Linked DNA regions of Mus musculus: all the other regions are linked to region 5. Evidence: chromatin loops called from intact Hi-C (ENCODE). Cell type or tissue: left cerebral cortex. All regions are shown on one strand.

Region 1 (4,000 bases), 630 kb after region 5:
TTTGCAGACAAATGGATAAACTAGAAAAGATCATCCTGAGTGAACTAATCCAGACCCAAAAGGACACACATGATATATAACTCACTTATATATTAGCCATAAAATACAGGATACCCATACTATAATCAACAGACCCAAAAAAGCTAAACAAGGAGGGCCCACAGGAGGATGCTTAAATCTTACTCAGAAGGGGAAACAAAGTAGTCATTGGGGGCTGATGAAGGGAGGGAAATGATTGAGAAAGCAGATCCAGAGGAAAACAGGACTGGAGAGATCAGGTGTAGGAAGAGCCAGGGAGAAAGGATCTGGAGAGTGAATGGAAATATGTGGCATCTGGGAGTGAGTGGGGGGTATATTTCTAGGATGTGCCAGAGACTTGGGATGGGGGAGGCTACAGAGAGTCTATGAGGGTAGACTCTAGCTGATACTCTTAGCAGTGGGGGATATAAAGCCTGAAGTGGCCATATTGTGTAACCAGGCAGGAATCCCAGTGGAGGGAAAAAGACACCAACCCACCTACAAAATCTTCAACCCCAAATTTATTCTGTGTACAAGAAGTATAGGATCAAAGATGGAGCAGAGACTGAGGGGATGGCCAACCAATGACTTGAGAACCATCCCATGGGCAAGAACCAATCCCTGACACTATTAATGGTAATCTGTTATAGGAACCTAGCATAACTGTCCTCTGAGAGGCTCAACCCAGCTGATGGAAACAGATGCAGAGACCCTCAGCCAAACATTAGATGCAGCTTGAGAGGGCTTGTCAGAGTTGAGGGAAGAATTGAGGGACCAGGAACAGATAGGGACTCCATAGGAAGACTAACACAGTTAACTAACCTACACCCTTGGGGGCTTCCAGAAACTGAACCGCCAACCAAAGAACATACATGGACTGGACCTAAGGTTCCCCCAATAATGCAGGTCTCACAACAACTGGAACAGGGCCCGTCCCTGACTCTCTTGCCTGGCTGTGGATCCTGTTCCCCTATCTGGGTTGCCTTGTCTGGCCTCAGTGGGAGAGGATGTACCTAGTTCTGCAGTGACTTCATGTGGCTGGGTGGGGCTTCCCCCTTCTCAGAGGAGAACGGAAGACAGGAAGGAGCCCTATGAGAAGGGATACAGGATTGTGATTGTGATGTAAAGTAAATAAATAAATTAATTAACGGAAAAACAAGAGTTGCCTTGGTGATGATGTCTCTTTACAGCAATAAAACCCTAACTAAGACACTGTCTAAGTACATCCTTTTTTTTCCCTGTAATTTAAACCTTGACTACTTTAATGCTTGGGGGCAAAACCTTCACAATAGAAGTAGATCAAAAATTAAACAGAATGGAAATTCAAATATGCCATACCCTGATGTCAGTTAAGAAGCATTAAAAAGTTCAATACTTAAAAGATGTAGGGGGGCTGGCGAGATGGCTCAGTGGTTAAGAGCGCCGACTGCTCTTCTGAAGGTCCCGAGTTCAAATCCCAGCAACCACATGGTGGCTCACAACCATCCATAACGAAATCTGATGCCCTCTTCTGGAGTGTCTGAAGACAGCTACAGTGTACTTACATATAATAAATAAATAAATCTTTAAAAAAAAAAAAAAGATGTAGGATAAAGACTGGTGAAAAAAAAAATCTAAAAGCCAGGCATGGTGGCACATGCCTGTAATCACAGCACTCTGAAGAATAAAGCAGGAGAATCAGGAGTTCAGCCTTGGTTTTGTAGTCAGAACCTAGGGGTGTGGATTAGAGAGGAAGGTAAAGAACAATAAACCTAACCCCCAACCTTCTGAAAACTAATGTGTTGAAATATTATAGGACAGGCTTACGTAGGATACATTATTTGTTGTCTACTTCATTTGCAGATATTTTATTTTTATAAATTAATGAAACATAAACATTAAGCAGAACCCTTCTGGCTGGGTGCAGTGGTACATTCCCTTAATCCCTGAACTAGGGAGAGTCTAGGCAGTGAGATCACTACAAAGTAGAGGCCAGCTTGTATCAAATGAAACCTAGCTCTCTAAATACAAACAAACCAAGCACCTTTACGGAATGCTGCTTAGTTATAAAGCATAATTTCTGTTCTCTTGCTGCCACCTACCAACCATCCAAGGCAAAGCAGGCTATGAGCATTGGATAATCCCTTCAGAAATGTTAGCAGCATCACTTCATGCTCTTTTGGCTAAGATCAAGTATAGAAATGAATGCAGCACCTCGACTGCCTCTCATTTCAAAGTTTCAAAATCACACTTCCAAACAACCTGTACACATAGCAATCCTTTCAATGACAAGCAGATTTAGGTACTGTTAGGGTTCTTCACTCAACAGGCGGCTTAAATATGGAAGAGTCAGCCCTGGATTATTATTAGATATGGGTGTTATAGAAAAAACAGGTTAAGGAAATTCATTTAGTAAATGCTGGTTGACTCCTTTAATATGTGTTTTAAGATGGTTTTAATCTACCTGTCTGTCTTTCTATCTTATCTGTCTATCTGTCTGTCTGTCTAGGAGGCATCCACATTCAACAGTGTCACTGTACAACATGTGAGCATTGATGATCTCCTACTACCATGTGGGTTCCACGGACTAAAATCAGGTCATCACATTTGGTGACAAGTGCCTTTATCTATAAGCCATAATGCTTTTATACTGCATCCATTGATGCATCAGTCTAGTTGAAACACAATGTGTTTCAGAGGCATTTGTTATATAAGTAAGATGGGCTTACTCCAACACAGGAAATGCTTTGCTCAATTTCATCTGTAATTATTTACCTTTCAGTTATAAAACCCTAATATAGAACTGTTAGCAGTGAAATGACTATAGCATTGCAACAATAATGATGATTTTTGTCAGGTCACAAAGAAACCTGGTCACCTGTGGCTCCTGCCAGCACTTCTCACCCTAGCCCCTGCTAAGGTTCAAGAATTGCTGAAGGAAGAACCCAGACTCAAATAGTATGCAAAAGTAAAGGGTGTTTCTTCTGCAGAAACAACCAGCATGCAGGGGGTCAACCATTCATGAAAATGGCAACCACCAGAGAAGCTCTCAGGCTCCTTCTATGTGGGATTAGGGCAATTTTCCTAGCAGCAGTGATATTAGTACAATTTTAATAGGTTGCTATGTTAGTTCTACCATTCCTGGTGAAGCCTTGAAGAATTACAGAGACTGACTCAGCTCCAGCCTTGCTGTCTCCTTAGGCCAGAAACCAGAAACCAGAAACCAACTCAGCTCCCAGGAACCAACTCAGCTCCAAGCTTATCTTTCCTATGTCAGGGCTATCAGTGATGAACGACCCATTGCTAGTGGCTTTCTTTGAGGAATCTTATACGCTTTTCTGGGAAGCTGAAAAAGTTTTATTCTCAAGTTTTAAAACCTCTCACCTCTACCTTAAACCTCTCTAGCCCAGTAGCTGGACTTCCATCCTCTTTCCCCAGGCTTCTTCTTTTCTTCTTTTTCCCATGTAATCCAGACACTTCAGCTCATAATCTCTCTCTCTCTCTCTCTCTCTCTCTCTCTCTCTCTCTCTCTCTCTCTCTCTCTCTCTCTCTCTCGATTTGTTTTTTCAAATTTTATTTATTTATTTTATTTACATCCCAAACACTGCCCTCCCTGCCCCCCCTTACATTCCTTCCCCATTGCCCCTCCCCTTCTCCTCTGAGAGGGTGCCCCCCCTCATGTTTTCCAGTTGGACCTCTCTCTTATCATTCTCTCTTGCTCTCTCCCTCTCTCACTCTTCTCATGGCATTGTCAGTCTGGACCCTTCCAAGTGCCCCCAACTATGCTTTCCTTCACATCTACAATAAAACCTTACCCTCAACCATACCTTGGGGAAATCTTGTCTTCATTTTAATTCAAACTTACAGCAGTTTCCTCCCATTTAATTTACTTTACAGAAACCATGTTGACTAAGTTAGACAAGTATTATAACTATTTTAGAACAAAATAAATAGTCTCAGAACCTTTAAGGAATTGTTTAAGATCACCAGGAACAGAATCCTA
Region 2 (4,000 bases), 480 kb before region 5:
TTTTAAAAAAATGGTAAATATTTTCCCTTCATTTAAATACAGGGTCCTGAAATTAACTATGTACCACCATGCCTAGCTTGTATCTCTCATATAGGGGGAAAATTACCAATCAACACTGAAAACATTCAACAGCTTATGCACATACCAATACAGTATTATTCCCATATATTCCAAGCAGCTTTGACTTGGCACCTTCAACTTATTTGTGAGACATACTGTCCTGTAGCTTCTACTTCCAAGTCTACAGGATATTCCACAACCCCTTAAAAAGAATTGACCTTAGTGCCTGCCATCATGCCATGCCATGATGCCAAGTTTTATATTGGCTTTGACAGCTGCAGCTCATACAACATCACACAGCCAAAGAAACATTCTTTAAATGTACAATAAAGCACAATACTAAGTACGAGTTCCTTCTTTTTATTAACGCATACACAACTACTTGTCTTCTGGTTTGTTGAAGCAGTAAGTCAGACAACACTTGCCACAGTAATGCCTGTCAAAGTGGCTTCCCATGAAAACTCCAGCACCACATTCATCAGAAGGACACTCTCGACGAAGTCGGCTAATTTTGCCATTTTCATCCACCTGCAAAACAAGAATTTACTGTAAGATGATTTCACAAAACATATTCTGAAACCTGATTTAAGTGACTCAAGCTATTGATCTCACAGTACCAATTTTTAGTGGTTTAAGTCAGTTCTCCAAATTAAAAATCCTGTTTCCAATTCTATAAACTCACTTAAATATCAAAGGGGAGTTCACTTTCAACTCCAAAAGTACTTCCAAAAGTTAGTTGCTCAGATCTTATTCCAAGTGGAACCCATGTTTTGCTAACACCACACTTACCTTATAGTATTTCAGCACAGCCAACTTAACCTTCTTCCTCTTATGCTTGTTCTTCTTGGGAGTGGTGTAAGACTTCTTCTTCCTTTTCTTAGCACCACCCCGAAGTCTCAACACCAGATGAAGGGTGGACTCCTGTTAGTGGAAGATGAAACAGCAGCACTGTAGCATCAACAAGTCTAACTCCAGCCTGTCAAAAAGTTGGGTGGTGTTGGGCCTGTCACTCCAGCACTAGGAATTTTAAGGAGGCTCAGGAATCCAGTTCAAGTTGGCCCTGAGCTACAGGAGACTGCTCTCTACAAAAAGGGTCAACCAACCATCGCATATTTTAAAATCATGGAACAGCTACAGTGCTCAGCAAGTGTTAGTGGATTCAATATCATCCCTTTTTCTGCATGTTTTCCCTCAAACAAACCTTTTGAATGTTGTAGTCAGACAAAGTCCGGCCATCTTCCAGCTGCTTACCAGCAAAGATCAGCCTCTGCTGATCAGGAGGAATTCCTATTAGAGGAAAAAATACTGGGCTTAATAGAACAAGGTACATTCCCCATTGTTGTGAATCAAATGATTGCTAACAGTGGTCACAGACTTAGATGCAACTTTTTCCAAGAGTAAAAGCCCTGGAACTTTCTCTGTAACCAGGCTGCCTCTACCTCCTTAGTGTTGAGATTAAAGTGTGGACTGGGCCATTGCCCAGCCTGAGCATTTTATCGTCTTTGTGACTCAGTAAACAGTTCTAGATTAACTTTTAAAAGATTTGTCCTGCAGAGTTTCCAGTTAATCAGATAGCCTGACACTAATGTCAGGAATATTTTACTTTCAAAAGCATCTAAATTTATTAATCTGTTTTCTACCTTAAGAACAAACGTGTCTAGGTCACACAAGCCAGTCATTTTTCTAGTGACAAACTTTACTTGCCTTCCTTATCCTGGATCTTGGCCTTTACATTTTCTATAGTGTCCGAGGGTTCAACCTGCCAAGTTTTGATATATGTAGTTAATATACGGTTACATAGTAAGTCATTAACTGCTAGCTTTATACAAAACGAGCAAGGAGGAGGTGAGCTAAAGGTAATCAATTAAGATGACACCGCGTGCAAACTACCCAGAGTGCTACAATCCAAATTAGTCCCCATACCAGGGCGAGCGACGGCGGGGGAAGCACAGGAACGCGTCTGCCCGGAGAAAAGCGTCTCCCATCACCTACCCTACATTTCGCCACTCGGGATAAAGCAGGCTAAACCGTACCACACCGAAAACCAAACGTTGTTTTTGCTAAGCACCATAATCTCAGCTCAAAGCCAAGTTTCACAACTCAAAACTCAGAAACCCGCCCTCAAACACTAAGGGCCTCAGTCAGGCCTTGGCTTCCTCAACGGCAAGGTGGCCCGTACCTCGAGCGTGATGGTTTTCCCCGTAAGGGTCTTCACAAAGATCTGCATCGTGGCGGCGGCTCCACCTGCATTCGAAAAGAGACGGATTAGATCCGACGACACCCGTGAGAGCGACGCGTAGCGCCACTAGCCAGAGCGCGGCCACAGAGCATACACTCACCCACGATGGCGGATCGGAAAGGAAGATCCGAGCGTGGCCGACGGGGTCTCCTGGCCGAAGGACCCGCCCCTTAGGCGGCCACACACGTGCCTGCGCGCTGCAGCGGAATCGCGGCTGTCTAACGCAGTGCCAGATTTGCTCGTTCGCTCGGTTTCTTTACGCTCTTTTCTCGGTTTACCTCAGAATGGCCTCGAAATGATGTGCTCAACTAAAAAAAATGCCTCAAAAGGCTTTCTTATACAGCCGATGCGATTAAGAGAGGCTTTCCTTTAAAGGGGGCTTGTGAAACATAAGAGAGAGGTAAAACAAGTCTATCTGGGAATTGTAGTTTTACACTGCTTTCTTCTTGTTAGAACTACTTGTCCCAGGATGCATTTCCACACTTCCCGGATACCTGATTACACTGTCTAAGCTGTGGAGTGAGGGTTAGGAGAGAGTCAGGTGAGGACTCAGGGGATGAGGCACTATGATTTGCGCGTGGGTGGGGACTCTCTGGAAATGCCCCGGAGGGAAGGCTTAAGGGCTAGAAAGGCATTTGGGGGCTGAAGGTGTCTGTCACACCGTAGTGAGCTAGCCACATCTAAGGTATAGTCGAAGTCTTTCTAAGTGCAGGTTTCTGCCCCTCCCGGTAGTCCCTTCCGCTACCCTTCATCCGATCGGAAGAAGCTTTTGAGCGTCACGCGCCTCCCTAGTATGAAACGGTTAAATGTATTGGAATTTTCATCTTTTCACGTTTTAAAAAACATACGATAAGAAAATCTGCAGAATGTTTAGTTTTCGACTATAAGTTTAAATGTGGAGCGTGTCCATCCTGGAGAAAATAGGAGCATGTGCCCTCGGGGAAACTTGAAGCTGTTAAAAGCTGGTGCCTTCTCTCAGTCCCTTCTCCACCTCACAAACCCAGTGCCCTTTCTAATGCACCCTCTCAATGTCTTTTCACCCTATCCGTAAGCGTAGGCGTGCTCCGTTTTCTTACAACGAGGATCCGTAACTCCCTAATAATCTCTGTTTGCTCTTTCCTCATTTTAATATACTAGCTCTGCTGCCTCCAAATTACACATTTTGAAAAGTAAAAATGTAGGGCTAGGAGATGACACAGTAGCTAATATTCGATATGCAGAACCCTGGGTTGGAACTCAAGCACCCACTTTTTAAAAAGGTTGGTGTGCTTGGTGGAGTCTGTGACATGGTAGGCCAGCAGAGACAGGAGACTCCCTGGACCTCATTGGCCAGCAGGTTCAATGAGAGATGGGGGCCGACGACCCTACACCCACACATGACATACATATTTCTTAAAATAAGATGGGGCTTCCAGATGGCTCCATCAGTAAAGAAAATTTACATCTGCTCTAGATCTGATCAACCTTGAGATTCAATTGGTGGAGAAAACCAACTCTAGCAAGTTGCCCTCAGACTTTCACAGCGCTCCCTACCCCCGAACTAACGAAGTGCAATAAAAATTTAAAAATAAAAGGTAGACTGATTAAGAAGACCCACACACACACTCAATATAACGTGATCCTCCTGTCTCCACACATGTACCCACACGAATGTGAACATAAACAGAAAAGCAAAAAGTGATGGTGTTATTCCACATCATT
Region 3 (4,000 bases), 620 kb after region 5:
TGGTCCAACAAGTCCAACAATGACTGCCTATGACTGAAAAGTCCAAGAATACAGTAGTTGCTCAGACCACAAGACTAGATGTCTCAGCTGGTCTTCAGTATACACCAGAATCACAAAGATCACAAAGAATCACTCTAATGCCAGTGAAGGAATGGACTTGCTAGCAGCCATTCGAAGGCAAGCAAGAAAAGACAGCAAGCTTCCTTCTTCCATGCCCTCCCTGAGAAGGCAAGGCCCAGATTAGAGGTGGGTGGGTGTTTCTACTCCAAAAAAATTGAATTAAAGATGTGTCTGATCATCTCAAAGATCAGGATTAGAAGTGAATCTTCCCACTTCAAATTAAGCAAAACACCTCTCAGGTATTCTCTCCATTTTTAGGTTTTAGTTAATTCCAAACATGGTCAGGTTACCAGAGTATCAAAAGTACTAACCAGGCTCAATACCACTTAGCCATGATTCCTAATATCCTTTCTAAAAGTACAGACTCATCAGTAACTTTTCAAATTTTCTGCTTACTCATGCAGTCTTTCCCACACCTGACCTAACAGTTGTCTGCTGTGATCTTCCTACGTCTCTTTCCACAGCAAATCTCTGAAACAAAGGCTCATTATAAACACACTTTCATCCATCCTTAATCTTACCCTGTATACATTGCCACAAAATGTAAAATATCAACAGAATATCAAAATAAAAAGATAATATTCTTCCTCCCCCTTTAGACAAGGATCCATTTTTAAAAATCCAGTTTTCCCACTTAGAAATAAATTTCCAATACAAACTCACATTTAAAATCTACTAATGGTTATCACTAAAGCTTATTGATAAAGGAAGTTAAGAAAAGTATCCCATAGTATCCCCCCACCCCATGCACACACACAACAGCACATCTGAGGTGGGATTGGGGATGGAGATAAAAGAAATTCTCATGCATACCAAACAATGGAATAAAATTATGTGGAGAAGGTAGAATGGAAATCCGACTCAAACAGGAAGTAATATCCTCGTTAAAGGGCACACGCCTTTAATCCCAGCACTTGGGAGACAGAGGCAGGAGGATTTCTGAGATCGAGGCCAGCCTGGTCTACAAAGTGAGTTCCAGGACAGCCAGGGCTATACAGAGAAACCGAGTCTCAAGCCCCCGCCCCACCCCCCAAAAAAGAGAAAAAATAAAGAGAAAAAGAAAAAGAAAGAGAAGGAGGAGGAGGAGGAGGAGGAGGAGGAGGAGGAGGAGGAGAAAGAGGAAAAGGAAAAGGGAAAGGGAAAGAGAAAGAGAAAGAGAAAAGAGAAAGAGAAAGAGAAAGAGAAAGAGAAAGAGAAAGAGAAAGAGAAAGAGAAAGAGAAAGAGAAAGAGAAAGAGAAAGAGAAGGAGAAGGAGAAGGAAAAGGAAAAGGAAAAAGAAAAAGAAAAAGAAAAAGAAAAAGAAAAAGAAAAAGAAAAAGAAAAAGAAAAAGAAAAAGAAAAAGAAAAAGAAAAAGAAAAAGAAAAAGAAAAAGAAAAAGAAAAAGAAAGGCATTATTTTTATGTTGAAGACCGGAACCTGCATTACAGGCTTATAAGGACTAGCTCGTCCTTGGTCTGGTACAGAGCAGAGCACCCATTCCAGGGCTTGGTGACTATTAAGCAAGCACTCTACTGAGCTACATTTCCAGTCTCAAAAAGTTTTCTTCTTTTAAATGGATGATATACATTAAATAGTTACAGTATTTATACGCCATTAGATAATTTTCTCAAGTGTATAGACCAGCCTGGTCTTGAACTCAAATATCCACCTTCTTCTGCATAAGGACTACATGCACTACTATGTCAAGTTGCGTTAGAAAAAATTAAAAGAATGTTTTAACGTTTTAAATTACAAATATAAAGATTTAAAGTAAGTCAGACATTATATTCTATGCATCTATTTAAGCTTATAATCAAACAAAAATTTTAAAACTTCACTTAAATGGCCTGGGAGTGTACTTCAGCAATCTAGTACGCAAATGTAAGACTGTGCATAAATATATAAGGTTCAATCTCCAAAACCCAGGAAGGAAAAATTGCTAGCTGGAGAGGGGCTACAACCTCTGACAAAGTAAATCACCCAGTATCATTCAGGTACCCTTGCTTTTCTGCCGCACTTAGGCGTCCCCCACCCCCATCCTATAGGCTTGCAGCGTCCTCTTCGGGAACCCAGGGTGACCTCCCTCCGCCCCGCGCTAGCCCGTTCTCCCCGCCCCGGGCTGCTGTGTCATGGCTGAGCGGAAGTCGCTGCCTCAGTGAGAAGAACCGTCCCTAAAATGGATGGCATAAGCTTCCTCCTCTCCCTCCCACGGCCTCGTCTTGGCATCCCAGGTCAGACCGTACCTTGCACTGTCCCGAACACTTCGTAGTCCACAGACTTGAGCAGCTCGGTCATGGCGGCCAGCCTTCTCCCGAGCAGCATTAGCTGGGTATGTGGCGCGGAGACTGCGACAGCCGCCAGGGGAGGAAGACTTATGGGCTCTGGGACCGACGCCCAGAAGCCAAGACAAGAGCGCGCTGGGTCATGCGTAAGAAGATGGCAGATGACCGTTGTACACAGTGAGGGCGACGGGACACCCGGCGCTCGGGCTCCCTAGCAGGGTGCTCCCTCTCTGCGTTCCCCAGGACCCGGTTCTCTAAAGAAAACGGAGGTCGGGCATGTGAGGGGATTAAACCAACTAATATCTACCCACCGACGTTTATTTGACACAAAAAAGGTTTTGTTTTGTTTTTTCTATAAGGATGAAAATAAGAGGGTGACTTGTTGAGAGGACAGAGCGGGTAAAGTCTAAGTGGGTAGAGATGAGAAGGATAATAGGGGGAAAATTACCAAAATTCATTATATGCAAGGATAAAATGTCAAAGAATTTTTAAGTTTTAGGTGATTTTATATAGGTACACTGTAAAGAATACATAGTATACCCATGGGTACACTGTAAGGAGATTAATTCAAGCTAATTAACTTTCATCTCTGATTTCATTTAAGATTTCAACGATTTTAAATATATATCATTCTTAACTATACTCACCATTGTGCAAATATATGATAATCTCCACTTCATATGAAGAAAATGTGTGCCCTTGAAACAATATCCCCATTTCCAACATCCTGAGGTGGACATTTGAAATGAAGGACCTGCTTAGCTTAGTGGCACAAAGGGTATTTGGTCAGTGTGCTGGCTAGTCTTGGCACAAGCTAGAGTAATCTTAGAGGAGAGAACCTCAAGTGAGAAAATGCCTCCATAAGATCTAGCCATAAGGCATTTTCTTAATTAGTGATTGATGGGGGGGTGGGGGAGGGAGCAGTGGAACCCAGCCAGTTGTGGGTGATGCCATCCCTAGTCCAGGGATCCTGGGTTCTATAAGAAAGCAGGCTGAGTAAGCCATGTGGAACAAGTCAGTAACCAGTCCCCACCCCCACCCCACCCCCCATGCCTCTACATCATCTCTAGGTTCCTGCCTTGTTTGAGTCCCTATCCTGATATGTACAGTGCTGTGGAGGTATAAGCCAAATAAACATTTTCCTCCCCCAAGCTGCTTTTTGGTCATTGTGTTTCATGGCAGCAATAAAAACCTTAACTAAGACAGACAATGAATCAATTCTGAAATGTTCTGACGGTGCCAAATCTGTGGTGATTCTGAGATAAAGTTAGGCTTGATCTTTTCATTCAGGCTGATGAATCTGAAAGGTGCCTTGTGGTGATTTGGCTAGCTTTGTTGCCCATACAGACTGTGTTTGAATACTTGGGCCCATGGGAAGTGGCATTATGAGGAGATATGGCCTTAGTGGAGAAAGTGTGTCCCTGTAGAGGCAGGGCTTTGAGGTCTCCTATGCTCAAGTTATGCCCAGTATGGAATCCTGTCACCTCTTAGTTACCTTCAGACAAAGATGTAGAATTCTCAGTTCCTCTGGCACCATGTGAGCCTGCGTGTTGCCATGCTTCTGGCCATGATAATGGACTAAATCTCTGAAATTGTAAACTAGCACCAATTAAATGTT
Region 4 (4,000 bases), 300 kb before region 5:
AAGGTAAAAATGGTCCTTTCCTCCTGGGCCTCCTAGTTGGCATGCATAATTTTTCTATAAAATGACAGACATATTTAATGGTTTACTCCTTGCCTTGAACTTTGTACATATATTTCTTTTTAAAAATGATACATCCCCCCCACCCCCATTGGGGATTTAGGATTCTCCTTTTTTCTTAAAGGAGCAATGAAACAATTAAGACTCGTAGGAGTTCTGAAAGATAGCTTAGCAGTTATAAGCACTGGCTTCTCTTGTACAGGACCCAGGTTTGATTCCCACATGGCAACTCACAACCATTTGTAACTCCAGTTCCAAGTTCCAGGGTCTCCTACATCCTCTTCTGCCCTCCATAGGTGCCAGGGTTACACATGGTACACAAACTAAATGCAGGCAAAAATACACATGTAAAAGTAAATACTTCTTAAAAAGAATTTTAGATTTCACCTGCAGATAATGAGTCTTGTCATTTACATTTATTGTAACCATTTAGTTTTATACATAAGGAAACCAAGAAAACTAAATATGCTAGGTTATTTGCATAGACCTTCAAAGCTGGAGTATGAGACCTTGATTTTATAGTTTGTATGAGAACAACCAAGGAGTGATGAGGAAAAGGCTGAAAATTGGCCCATGTTGTGATAATTTATTCATGCATAGCTTACTATGGCAGCTTTTTGTATGTGGTACCATTTACCACTTACTTTTTTTATTTTATGTATATGAGTACACTATAGCAGTCTTCAAACACCCCAGAAGAGGGCATCAGATCCCATTACAGATGGTTGCGAGCCACCATGTGGTTGCTGGGACCTCTGGAAGAACAGTCAGTGCCCTTAACTGCTGAGTCATCTCTCCAGCCCCTGGTTCTCACTCTTAAGAAAAAAAGAGCAGTAGTCTTAGTATCAACTGTGGAAAAAGGTAGATGTGGTTAGTAGTATTACTGAAACTTCTGCTGAGCCTGTGATATAATTTCTCTTAAGGACTGGATTCCGTACTTGCTGTAGGAAGAACATTTCAACAGTCAATAGAATTCTCTTTACTTTTTCTTTTTTTCTTTTCTTTTCTTTTTTTTTTTTTTAACTTAATCTCATCTGTTGCTAGAATTTGGGCTTAAGGGTGTTGAGTTTAATTTAGTTTAATTGTATGCAGTCTTTTATAACTAATTTTTATAACTAAAAATTGTCAAATTTTGTGCAAGGAGTGTTTAGGAGTAAGTAAGTAGATAGATACATAGAGAGAAAATACTTAGCTTTAATTTAGAATGGTATTACATGTATGGACTTTACTATGAATGGAAAATTATACCATGGTTTAGAGAAATTGGAAATGTGAAGTTAGGGATATTTTCTATTCTGTTTTTGTATATTGATGCCCCCAACATGAAAATTTTTTTATGTGTGTAAGTGTGTGGGCTCTCCATGTTGCAGTGTGTGTGTGAAGATCGGAGGATGACATCTATGAGTCCTGTGGGTCCCAGGTATCAGACTCTGGTTATTCAACTTGTTGTCATGTGCATCAGTTTGCCAGCCCGTTTTGTATTGAAAGCTATATGAACTAAATAATCAGTGGTTTGAATTATTAATGAGTCAAATGTGGTGGTAGGAGCTTACTATTCTTATTTTTTAAAAAAGTTGTTTTTAAAATAGGGCTTTAAAATTGAAACCTGACTTCAAGCTAACTTCAGGCTAAGTTGAATGTAAATTTAAGGAAATTCATTTAAGGAAAATGTAACAGGATGACTTGTGCATGTAACACATTTGATCTAGCACTATTTTTAGCTATAGCAGATGACAGCCTGTGATTACCAAATGTAGGCAGCTCTTCTTTCTTTGTACCAAGTCAGTGAAAGAAAAACTGGGTTCCTTTAAATTTAAATTTTAGTTAGGTAAGGTGCACTATACAAAATAATCAAAAGTTTTCTATATTTTTTAATTTTGAAAACAAAGATAAACTGCAGGGAAATGAATCTATTTTTCTAAATTATTTAACTAGATTGGCATAAACCCCTATGTGTTTCCCATAGTTGTAAGGGAAAAATCACTGTTCAGTTCTTCTTGGATCTTTAAAAGGGGTGTTCTATGAACATTTTATATGAGTTAGAAACTTCCTTATAAAAACATGCTTTATCCAATATTTTCATAAGAATTTCCTGCATGTGAGTGTGCTGCCTGCCTGGGTATGTGTGTATCACACGTCTGCCTGGTGCCCATAGTGGCCAGTAGAGGAGCTAGTCCCCTGAACTTCATTTACACATTGTTGTGAATCACAGTGGGGTGATAGAAATCAAACCTGTGTGTTTCTAAAAGAGCCTTCTCTCTAGCACCCCTTATCAGATATTTACTTTGTATTTCCTCCCATTTTGTAGATTGTCTTCACCTTCTTCATTATGTCCTTTGAAACAAAATATTTTATTTTAAGAGGCTCAGTATATTTACTTTTCTTGTGTTTATGCTAATACCATATGTTAAGAAACACAGCCTTGAAGATCTACACTTTCTTTATTCTTTTAACTAAATTGTTATTTTTAACAGCTACCCTTCATGTAAACATGTGTAGGAATGTGTATAGAGGTCAAAAGACAGCTTATAGGGACTAATTCTTGCCTTCTACCATGTGGGGCTAGGAGCTAAAATGTCTTAGCAAGCTTGGTGGCAGGTGCACTCAGCCATTTTGCCAACTGTCTAAAAGCATTTTATAGTTTAAACTCCAATCTTTAGATTTTTATTCTATTTTGAGTTAAAACAATATTTTGTCATCTTTAATAGTGTGTTTGTCATGAATGCAGATAGCTACTGTGGCTAGAGTGGTCAGATCCTCTGGAGCTGAAGTTAAAGAGATTTGGGAACCATTAATGGCTGAGCCATCTCTCTACCCCATAAGTTAACCTTTCATGTCATATAAAGTACAGGAATCTAAGGAGTCCAGTGGCATTCCCCTGCAGTTGGACATCCAGTTGTTCTTAGCTTCCTTGTCAAATTCACCTGACTATAAATATAAAAGTTGATTGTATTTCACTTATGTTCCTTTGTAACCATGTATATGACTGTAGGGTCGGGTTTATGTTTTGTTTTCTTTTTTTGAGACAGAAGCTTGCTATGTAGCTCCAACTGACTTCTAGCTTGCCATTCTCTTGTTACTGAAAGCTTTGCAGGAAATTTTGCAGAGGAGAAATGTGAGCCCTTTAACTTTATTATTGTTTTCCAGGATTTCTTTGGTTATTCCAGATATATTTTTTTTCAGCTGTCTTGTCAGTTCAGTTGGAGACACAAGCTGGGCTTTTGTTTTGATGGGGTTTGTACTTGGGACTAATTAGAGGACTGTTATATGTCATCCAAGACTGTGTGATATCTTTCTGCTTGATTCAGCCATTAATTTCTTTTAACTGTAAGTTTTCGGTTTATTTCATTTGTTTTCAGCTATGTATGTTCCTAGGAATTAAATTTTTTTGTTTGTGAATGTTAACTGTTGTTTTGAAAGTCTGTGTTAAGTCAGATGCAGTTGGCTTTGTATGATGTTGTACCCACAATGTCACTAGACTTGTTTAGGAATTCTAGTTGCTGTTTTGTGGCTTCTTTAGGAAATTCTAAATATAAGATCATATTAGCAACAAATACCTTAATTTATTTTTGTCCAATCAATTCATTGCCCAAATTCTGGTCAAAAACTTCTAGGACATATATGGGTGTGAAGTGTCAAAGAGAGGTTACCCTTGTCTTATTACTAGGTTTAAGTGGGAAGATGCTAGTCTTGCAGCATGTTCACTGTGATTTTGTAGATTTTATTTTTGATCAGTTTGAGGCTAATTCTTTTTTTTTTTCTTGCTGTTTTGTTGACTGTTTACCATGAGATGATGTTGGACCTAATCAGTTTTTTATGCAACTATTGTGGCGAGTGTGTCTTATTCCTATTTTGTTTTTATGGTGCATGTGTGGGTTGTTATTCATATGTTGCACTACCTTTGCATTCTCAGAACAGATCCTCCTAAGCTATGCTGTAATCT
Region 5 (4,000 bases):
TCTCTAAGCGGCTCCCAGGAAAATCCTTTATTCCCTAAGGTTCTTGGACATGACCCCGGTTATTCCCACCCTTCCATATCCAATCCCTTCCCACCACCCCAGAGGTCCTTACCTGATAATGTCGTCGTTGTGTCCCAGGAAGAATTTTTGGCTGTGCTCTCGGGTGTTGTACACCACCCCTACCCCAGCTACAAAGTAGACCACCTCCTTGCCGGCGGTGTAGTACAGGTTGTTGCGGCACTGGTGACCCCGGTACCCGTACACCCACTCCAGCCGGAGCTGGCATCTGGGAGCTGTCCGATCCGCCATGATAAGCCGACACCGCGCGACCCCCGGGTGCCCCGAGCGCCGACTCTGTCCTCTTCAAGGCTCGAGCTGCGACGGACCTGCAAGGGCTCAGGGTACAGCACCGGGCGCCAATTTCCGCGGCGACGCACAGACACAGCCCAGCACGCTGGCCGCCACCATCATCTGCTGCTGCGGGAGAGGAGCCGCCGACGCCGGTGCACAGCAGCAAGACCCCGCTGGGCTCCCCGACTCCTTCTCCCGGGGTCAAGCGGGCCTCGAGGGTACCAGTACCCGCACACACGCCTCACTGCACCTGCGGGCTTTGGGCGGCGGGAGAGGTTCTCCCCGGGGTCACCCGGCCTTTAAAATCAGAGATCTGCATATCCAGACACGGATTACCAGTTCTCCAAGTTTGAGGAGCGCGGGGGGCTTCGCAGCAGGCGGTGGGATTTATTCTGTGACAGGTCTGATCTGACAGGCAGACGGTTACTCCGGTTTACTGCTTTGCCATCACCGTCCTTGGATCCGAAACTGACAGTCTATATCTAGGATGCGAGAACGAGGAAGAGAAAGAATTTTTGCATGTCACCCAGCACAAGAAAATAATTACCAAACTAAAACCAAGTTGTGGGATTTTTGTTTGTTTATTTTTGGTTTTTTTTTTTTTTGATTGTCCACATTTCTCCTTCCATATCCACCTTAATTATAGGAAATACTCCCTAAACACTTCTGGCCGGTAGTTGCTGCTCCAATTTGCAGTAACACTTGCTGTTTCCTCTATAAAGCCAGGGTGAATATGCAATGGTCATTCTTTTAGATGTTCCAATTAGCTGTCATATATGTGTTTAAAATCCAAACCCTCTATGCGCCTTCTCTTCACAGAGAAAATCATAAAAACAAATAAATACTTAACAGCTCTCCCCTAATTAAAGACTCCAATTGCAAGTGTCATAATTTTTTTTTCTCTGAATCGGAGGAAATCCGGCTACCTACAAATGCTCCCGATCGAAAAATAATAATAAAAATAATAAAATAACAGCAACAATAATAAAGTGTCAAAAAAAATCATGCTCCTCTCCCCACGGAGATTTGAGCTAGCTATGAGACCCAAGGGCTCTAGGATCTTGCCTTTAGGTTGGCAGGAGGGGGGGCGGGGTCTCCCGTGGAGCCCGGGTGTCAGCGACACCCCATGCTCAACCTGGCGCCCACTTTTGCAGATCTGAGGGTTGGTAGCCCCAGGTACACCTGGCTCAGGCTCTACGGTCCTAGCGAGTTCCTGCACTCCCACCCGGACCAGCCTCGCACGTAGCATCCCTGCTTTCTCCGCCTCTAACCTCTGCTGCCGGCCTTGCGTCCAGGATCTCGCACCAGCCAGCGAAATCCTCTGCCTGCCCTCCCTCCCTCCCCGCGCTCCCGGGTTAGGTTTCGTCACCGGGGATCTGGGGACCAGCTCTTCCTCCTTCCCTGGCTCCAGGGGCGGGGCCAGCGCAGGGAAGAGTTACGCGGCGAAATTGCGCCGGTTCGGAAACGCAGACGCCTCCTAGGGCCGAAACCTCACCTCCCTTTGCCCGCCTGTTCCCTATGCATCTTGGAAATCGTAGTCCTCTGTAAACCAGCTGCTGAGGCGAGCGCCTCTAGTGTACTACAAGTCCCAGGATTCCATGCATCCGCAGGGCCTTAGTACCGGTGCCAGGGAAGTCTGCGTTTCTCCTATCGGACCCAGCAACTCACCCAGAATGGCGTTGGTGTTCCATGGTGACCCAGGCCAGCGGCATGCGCGTCTGTGCTGAAAGCAGAAAAGATGACGTGGAAAAAAATTCAGGGGCTTTCCTCAGGACTTTCACTTGCGCCAGTCCCAGAGGATTGCTGTAGCCCATCTCTTTCCTTGTTGCAGCACTTGACTAACGCTGTTTCCTACTTCAGTTTCCCCTATTATTCCAAAGGATTCTGATTTATCCAAGTGCAGTGTTACAAAGTTTAAGAAAAATACAGTGGCGTGTGGTCACTCTGTCATGTGTAGGGAAATAAGCGCCTTCCTGTGACCTGCCTTGTGCCCATGCAATAAATTTGGCCGTAAAAAACAGAAGCCAGTGGCTATTCTAAAACTACCTGGAATAAACTAATTTATTCGTTCTGATTTTCAGATTATGGCCGCAGCCAACTTTTGAGAACAGATTTTATAATCCACTTGACTAAGAAGCTACGAAAGGTTGATACTTTTGACTCTTCTGTGTTCAAGATGTTTCTTTATCTACGTGGAGTTTTAATAGGATGCTGTCCTGGTAGGAAAGGCAATGCTATAGATAAGCACCTAAGTGTAGTGAGCTGTTGCCTACAATGTTGAAGAGAAATTGAATACACTTCATATTTTCTGAGAAAACAGAGTCAACAAATTCGAGGAGGTCTCTCTCTCGCTCTCTCTTTAAGACAGTAAGGACACTACTAAACATTAAAACATGGCTTAGAGGGGCTTGAAATGTCTTGGTCTGCTTTCTATTCCTTTAATCATTTATGCAGAATTTTGTTTGTTTGTTTGTTTGGTTGGTTGGTTGTTTGGTTGATGATTCTAGAGGCAAGGAAAACCAAGAACATTGCGCTCATCATCTGATGATGGGCTTAACTACATCCTATGCTGGTAGAGGGCATCACATAGCATGATAGAACGAGAATGCTAACTCCTGTGTCTTTTTAAAGCCATTAGTGTCATGGTCGACCCAACCTCATTGACTTATTGATTTATCTAATGCTGACTAACTCACAGAAGCCTTATCTCCAAATACCATTAACATGTAAATCAGAAAATTGAATTTTAAATATATGGACTTTGTGGAATATGGTCAAACCATAGCAGAAACAAAGTTGAGAGCAAAAATCGAGATGGTGAATTTCGTAGAGAAATAAATTATATATAAGAAGACAAAAACATCTTCCAGAAATAATAAGGAAAAGCTTCATGGAAGAAATATGAAATATAGGCACAATTGAGATAAATTGAAAAAGATAAAAGAGCACTCTGCCTTTTTTTATTAAATAAAAGGGTGTACAAAAATACAGACAGATTTATTTAAAGAGTAAATTTTAAATGGAACTGAACAGAGATGTTTGTACTACTTAAAATAATGAAGAATCTTTAATTCACTTGAAGAGAAAAATAACAATAAACGTAATAGTAATTGGCTGGGTATATTGATGCATACTTTTAATCCCAACACTCTGTAGACAGAAGCAGACAGATCTCCATGAGTTCAAAGCCAGCTTGCTTTACATAGAGAATTCCAGGACAGCCAGGGGCTACATAGAGAGATCCTGACACCACCCCCCCCTCAAAAAAAGTAGTGATCAAAACATGTGGTATCTAATAGTCTGAGGCAGAGCCTGGAGTACTTCTTAAGAGACAGTGGCAATGGCCCAGAAAAAAATAGACATACTCTGTTGAAAAACTAGCAGTGGTAAAAGCCAGGCTGGCTTGGAACCCACACTCTTCTGCCTTCCAAGAACTGAAACTAAAGGAATGTACCACCAGGCCCCGCTGGTCACAGTCATTTGTCACTACAATAGAGACCCTAAGACAAAAATTGGTATCAGAATATGCTCTGACAGACCTGAGTATGTATTTATGGTAGGATCATGAAGGGACTTCGAAACTTTGAGCTAGAAACACCACTGAATGAATGTTCACAGCTTAATGAGCAGATATGTGAACTTAGACGAT
Region 6 (4,000 bases), 240 kb after region 5:
AGCTAACCGACAAACAAGGCAATGATAAGTATACAATTGAGGACGGGACCAGAGGCGGGGCACAAGGTAGCATAAGGTTCATTTTGAACTAGGTTCATTGGCTTCTGATTCTTTTAACATGTACTTGAGAAATACTGCTTACAGTCACAACTCAATAATCAATACTAATTTGGGAGAAACAGCTCTAAGGGAAAATGGAGCCAGGGTAGGACTAGATGCAGAGGCTGTAAAGGGTCTGTGTGCTTCAGGCTCCAGCTTCACTCTTGAAGCCCTCTGGTGATAATTTTTAAACTTCAGAAGTCTTCTAGGAAGGAATGTAAAACACTATTGATCTAGATAACCAAAAACAAATAGGACTCTCCAGGTTTCTTCATCTAGTGGCAGGAAACACACACATGTCATACACATAGCCAGAGATACTTCAGCTTTATGGTGAAGGAAGAATAAAGGAAACCATGAAATTTTAAATTCATTACCCCTCAAGTCTGTATGTGTGCAAGATAGGAGGGGCAGGCCAAGTGCACATGTGGAGGCCAGAGGACAATTTTGCTGGTCTCTTCTCATTTCCTTCCACCATTACACAGCTTGGGAAATAGAATTCAGGATGTCCGGAAGCTTTTGATAGTTTGGAAAAGCAGGGCAGAGTTCCTTAACCGGATGCTCAAACACATCATGTATTTTATTAAAAAACAGAGAGTGAGCAGGAAGTTCTGGAGTGGGCTCAAGAGGATGCACTCATAACAATCTACTGAGGGACTCTGCTAATTTCCAAAGACCATACTGACTTTTAAAATATTTATTTTAATTCTATGTATTGTGTGTGTGCTCATAAAGTCATATTCCCTGAAACTGGAGTTACAGGCAGTTGTGAGCTTCCTAGAATGGGTGCTGGAAACAAACTGAAGCTGTCTTTTGTTAGAGCTGTGTACACTCTTAACCACTGAGCCATGACTCCAGCCCCTGAAATGATATGTTAAAATAGAAAATATGTGTCTGTCCATTTGGAATAAGTTTTAGTCATTAATTTCCAAAAAATGTTATTGCTACACTATATAAGCTTGAACATGGATGGCATAACTACTACCAAGACAATCAGAGTATTAAACTTGGTCTTTCTGAAGAAAAGGTGCTTAGATAAAACATACAGACTGAAGCTTCCGAGGAGAATCCTCAGCGCTACAGTGGTAGCATTTTTAACGGAGACACTGGCTCTTTCCTCACAGAAAGTTGGTTTGCATTCCCAATAACCTGCAGGAGAACCCAGGGCTACATAAGGAAATCCACAGAACATTAGAAAAGGCTCATTAAAAGGAATCCGTTGTCCGGCCATAATTAAAGCAGTATTACTACTGAGCACTAAGGTTAATAAGTTAAAAGAAATACAAGAACGTGGACTATAAGACTGTCACTAAAAATATGCTCTTTAGTTAGGGTGACAGGAAGGTCACTTAAGCCCGAGTCTGAGATCAGTGGTTCCTGTCTCAAAAACAACTAAGTGAAAATGAGGATCTTAAGATGAAAAGCTTTCAATTACTTTAACAACAGAACACTCAACAGCAATTGCCCCTCATGTTTAACAAACAAACAAAAAAAAAAAAAACAAAAACAAAAAAAATTTTTTTTTGTAGTAAAATCCTTCTGTCTCAAAATAGTACCTCCACATGGACCATTACACTTTCATACATGAAGACAAAAAAAAAATCAAATTGTCTAAATAAATTGCAGGTCTCTGCTAAGGATGCTCCCATTCCTACATCACTGATAGACCTCTCCCCGGGCTCTTCACCAATGTAAGATGACCCAGGACACTGCTTTTGCTGCCCAGAACTTTCCATTATGGCAGATTAAAGTTTTGGTCACTGTGGTGATACCAGGTGCTTAACCCAACAGAGTTCTTCAGCTGGTATGTAAGTTAGAACAGCTAAACCTCCTGTGACATCAGCAGGTTTTTTTTTTACAGCATAGTAAATCTAAAATGTCTGCATAATCCATGCATGAAACACTAAAAAAAAATAAAATAAAAAATCTTTACGCAGATTGCCAACACAGCTGTGAAGTTCAAATCCACAAAGTCCCATCTTTGAACAGCCCAAATAATGTACACATACACACACACACCACATACCACACACACCACACATATATACAACACACAAAACCACACACAACATACACACATACCACACACTACAGATACACTACAGGCACACACACATAACACATACTACAGACATATCACACACACACACACCACACTACAGACACACCACAGGCACATCCATTATAGATACATCATACACACATATACCACACACACATACATACTATACACATACACTACACACCACACACACCACATACACATAGCAGATACCACACACTACAGACATAAACCACATACATACACCACATACACATCACATACCACACACATACATACCACACACACTATACACCACATACATACCACACACACATACCAGACACCACATACTACAGACACACCACAGACACGCATCACACATACAAACATACTACACATATATACTATACCACACATACCACATACACATACCAGATACCAAACACTATAGACATACCACAGGCACACACAAACACTCCCCTCCCCACATATACCACATACACATACCAGACATATTCCACTCAATAGCCATTCCCCACACACTCCATACACCACAGATACACTGTACATAGACCACACATAGTCACTACATAACACTCCACACACATCACAGACATTCCACACATATACAGACACTACACACCCCACAGTTACAGGCTGTTCTATTCTGTACTAACAGATTCACCGGATATTACAAACAAAAAACAAAAGCAGGCTCACCCCTGGCTTTGGAGAGCTGACCTTTCCTTCCAGTTAGTATACTGAAGTCTGTCTCTCACATGTACATTTTAAGAAAGCTTGAATTGACATTTGAAATCTATCCCATATGCCACCTCATACCTCATAAATAAAGTACAGAACTGGCAGCTTAACGGGGCATTTTCCTGTGAAGACACTTAAATGGTCTTCAGAACCATCTCAACAGTAGAGGCCTCAACCCTCCTCCCCAGCCACATCTATCTATACAATATATATACACAAAAATACATATAAGCAGCCATAAACGAAGCCAGTAACCCCATTAGTCATGTCTGGAGGCTTCACCTGAGTACCTGAACCTATAAGTCTGATTCTGGAGAAAACCAATTCACTATCAATCATGACACTTATCAAAAAATGCTTAATAGAGAATCCAAATAAATAACTGTGCTTGCTTGCAGAAAAATCATATTAAAAACCAGGTTAAAAGAGTCTCATACAAATTTCTTTTAAAACAACCAGCTGAATCCAAAATTTAGTAAACGTTTTCAGGAGCATATGATCTAAAATGAAAAATCATTTCATTTCAAAGATGGTTTCCTAAAGGAAAAATCCATTTTCTCAGAAATAATGAAAGGAAGAGAAATAACTACAACATCATGACTATGACCATCTAATTAATAAGCACTAACTTTCCACAAATAATGGAATCAATGTCCATCTGGTTTGTGGCTATGGTTTATGGGCGATGCACAGAAAATCGGCAACTCCACACCAAATGCACCACACAGCCTGGGGTGTTCTTCTGCAGCCCCTCCCTCCTGTGCTGTCCCTCCTTAGCATCAGGCTCCTTCTGCAGCAGCAGGCCAGCAGATTTTGCCTGCATCACTGCTGCAGGGTGCGCCTGGGTGCCCACACCCACCAGGAGGGGCCGGAGAGGTCACCCCCAAAGCGAAGGCTGCCCCAAAGGCTGCCCCTCGCATACCTAGGTGACCTGCTCCTCCCGACTCTACAACACTCTGACACTACGTCTCTCCACAGCAGCACCGCAAGGTATTAGCAGCTCTGGGCGCCAACAAAGCGCTGTCCTGGGCCTGGGTGGGGCCGGGCGGGGGCCGCAGGCGCCGAGTAGCTGTGCCAAGCCCCGTCGGCGAGAAG

What was found. Peaks named below come from ENCODE experiments on the same cell type or tissue, not always from the same donor. Only the 100,000 strongest peaks of a DNase experiment are listed, where the experiment ranks them.
Region 1: a loop joins it to region 5, with 2.2 times the contacts of the local background. A loop is called at or near these places in 3 of 42 quality-filtered maps.
Region 2: it touches region 5 in a loop (3-fold over the local background); 4 of 42 quality-filtered maps call a loop at or near these places.
Region 3: a loop joins it to region 5, with 2.6 times the contacts of the local background. A loop is called at or near these places in 3 of 42 quality-filtered maps.
Region 4: it touches region 5 in a loop (2.7-fold over the local background); 3 of 42 quality-filtered maps call a loop at or near these places.
Region 6: a loop joins it to region 5, with 4 times the contacts of the local background. A loop is called at or near these places in 2 of 42 quality-filtered maps.

The regions. Positions count from the first base shown.
Region 1 is chr11:30,655,203-30,659,202 of GRCm38, forward strand. No RefSeq gene overlaps it. Among named protein-coding and RNA genes, the nearest start is that of Acyp2, 7.8 kb to the left of the region's middle. In left cerebral cortex, a CTCF peak has its summit at 2,102; a DNase peak (open chromatin) is centred at 2,101.
Region 2 is chr11:29,545,442-29,549,441 of GRCm38, forward strand. Mtif2 (mitochondrial translational initiation factor 2) reads left to right here. Exons shown (of 14, transcript NM_133767.3): 14 at 1-11. Rps27a (ribosomal protein S27A) reads right to left here and starts at 2,599. Exons shown (of 6, transcript NM_024277.2): 1 at 2,400-2,599; 2 at 2,240-2,304; 3 at 1,765-1,819; 4 at 1,262-1,347; 5 at 850-981; 6 at 401-588. The coding sequence starts at 2,287. The coding sequence ends at 439. It overlaps Clhc1 (clathrin heavy chain linker domain containing 1), which reads left to right and starts at 2,509. Exons shown (of 12, transcript NM_028504.1): 1 at 2,509-2,699. In left cerebral cortex, a CTCF peak has its summit at 2,393; DNase peaks (open chromatin) are centred at 2,480, 2,772, 3,287 and 3,603; H3K4me3 peaks cover 2,078 bases; H3K27ac peaks cover 1,836 bases.
Region 3 is chr11:30,646,958-30,650,957 of GRCm38, forward strand. It overlaps Acyp2 (acylphosphatase 2, muscle type), which reads right to left and starts at 2,439. Exons shown (of 4, transcript NM_029344.3): 1 at 2,344-2,439. The coding sequence starts at 2,422. In left cerebral cortex, a CTCF peak has its summit at 2,434; DNase peaks (open chromatin) are centred at 2,314 and 3,170; H3K4me3 peaks cover 1,566 bases; H3K27ac peaks cover 1,280 bases.
Region 4 is chr11:29,723,584-29,727,583 of GRCm38, forward strand. All of the region lies in intron 3 of Rtn4 (reticulon 4), which reads left to right. Among named protein-coding and RNA genes, the nearest start is that of Rtn4, 33 kb to the left of the region's middle. In left cerebral cortex, CTCF peaks have their summits at 748 (motif pointing right) and 2,209; a DNase peak (open chromatin) is centred at 1,779; H3K27ac peaks cover 1,129 bases.
Region 5 is chr11:30,024,268-30,028,267 of GRCm38, forward strand. It overlaps Eml6 (echinoderm microtubule associated protein like 6), which reads right to left and starts at 1,766. Exons shown (of 42, transcript NM_146016.2): 1 at 1,623-1,766; 2 at 113-833. The coding sequence starts at 309. In left cerebral cortex, a CTCF peak has its summit at 1,932; DNase peaks (open chromatin) are centred at 428, 701 and 1,875; H3K4me3 peaks cover 2,469 bases; H3K27ac peaks cover 2,275 bases.
Region 6 is chr11:30,263,186-30,267,185 of GRCm38, forward strand. It overlaps a transcript of Sptbn1 not described here. Among named protein-coding and RNA genes, the nearest start is that of Gm8098, 2.3 kb to the right of the region's middle. In left cerebral cortex, no CTCF peak of the experiment used is centred here; DNase peaks (open chromatin) are centred at 2,453 and 2,865; H3K4me3 peaks cover 3,129 bases; H3K27ac peaks cover 1,145 bases.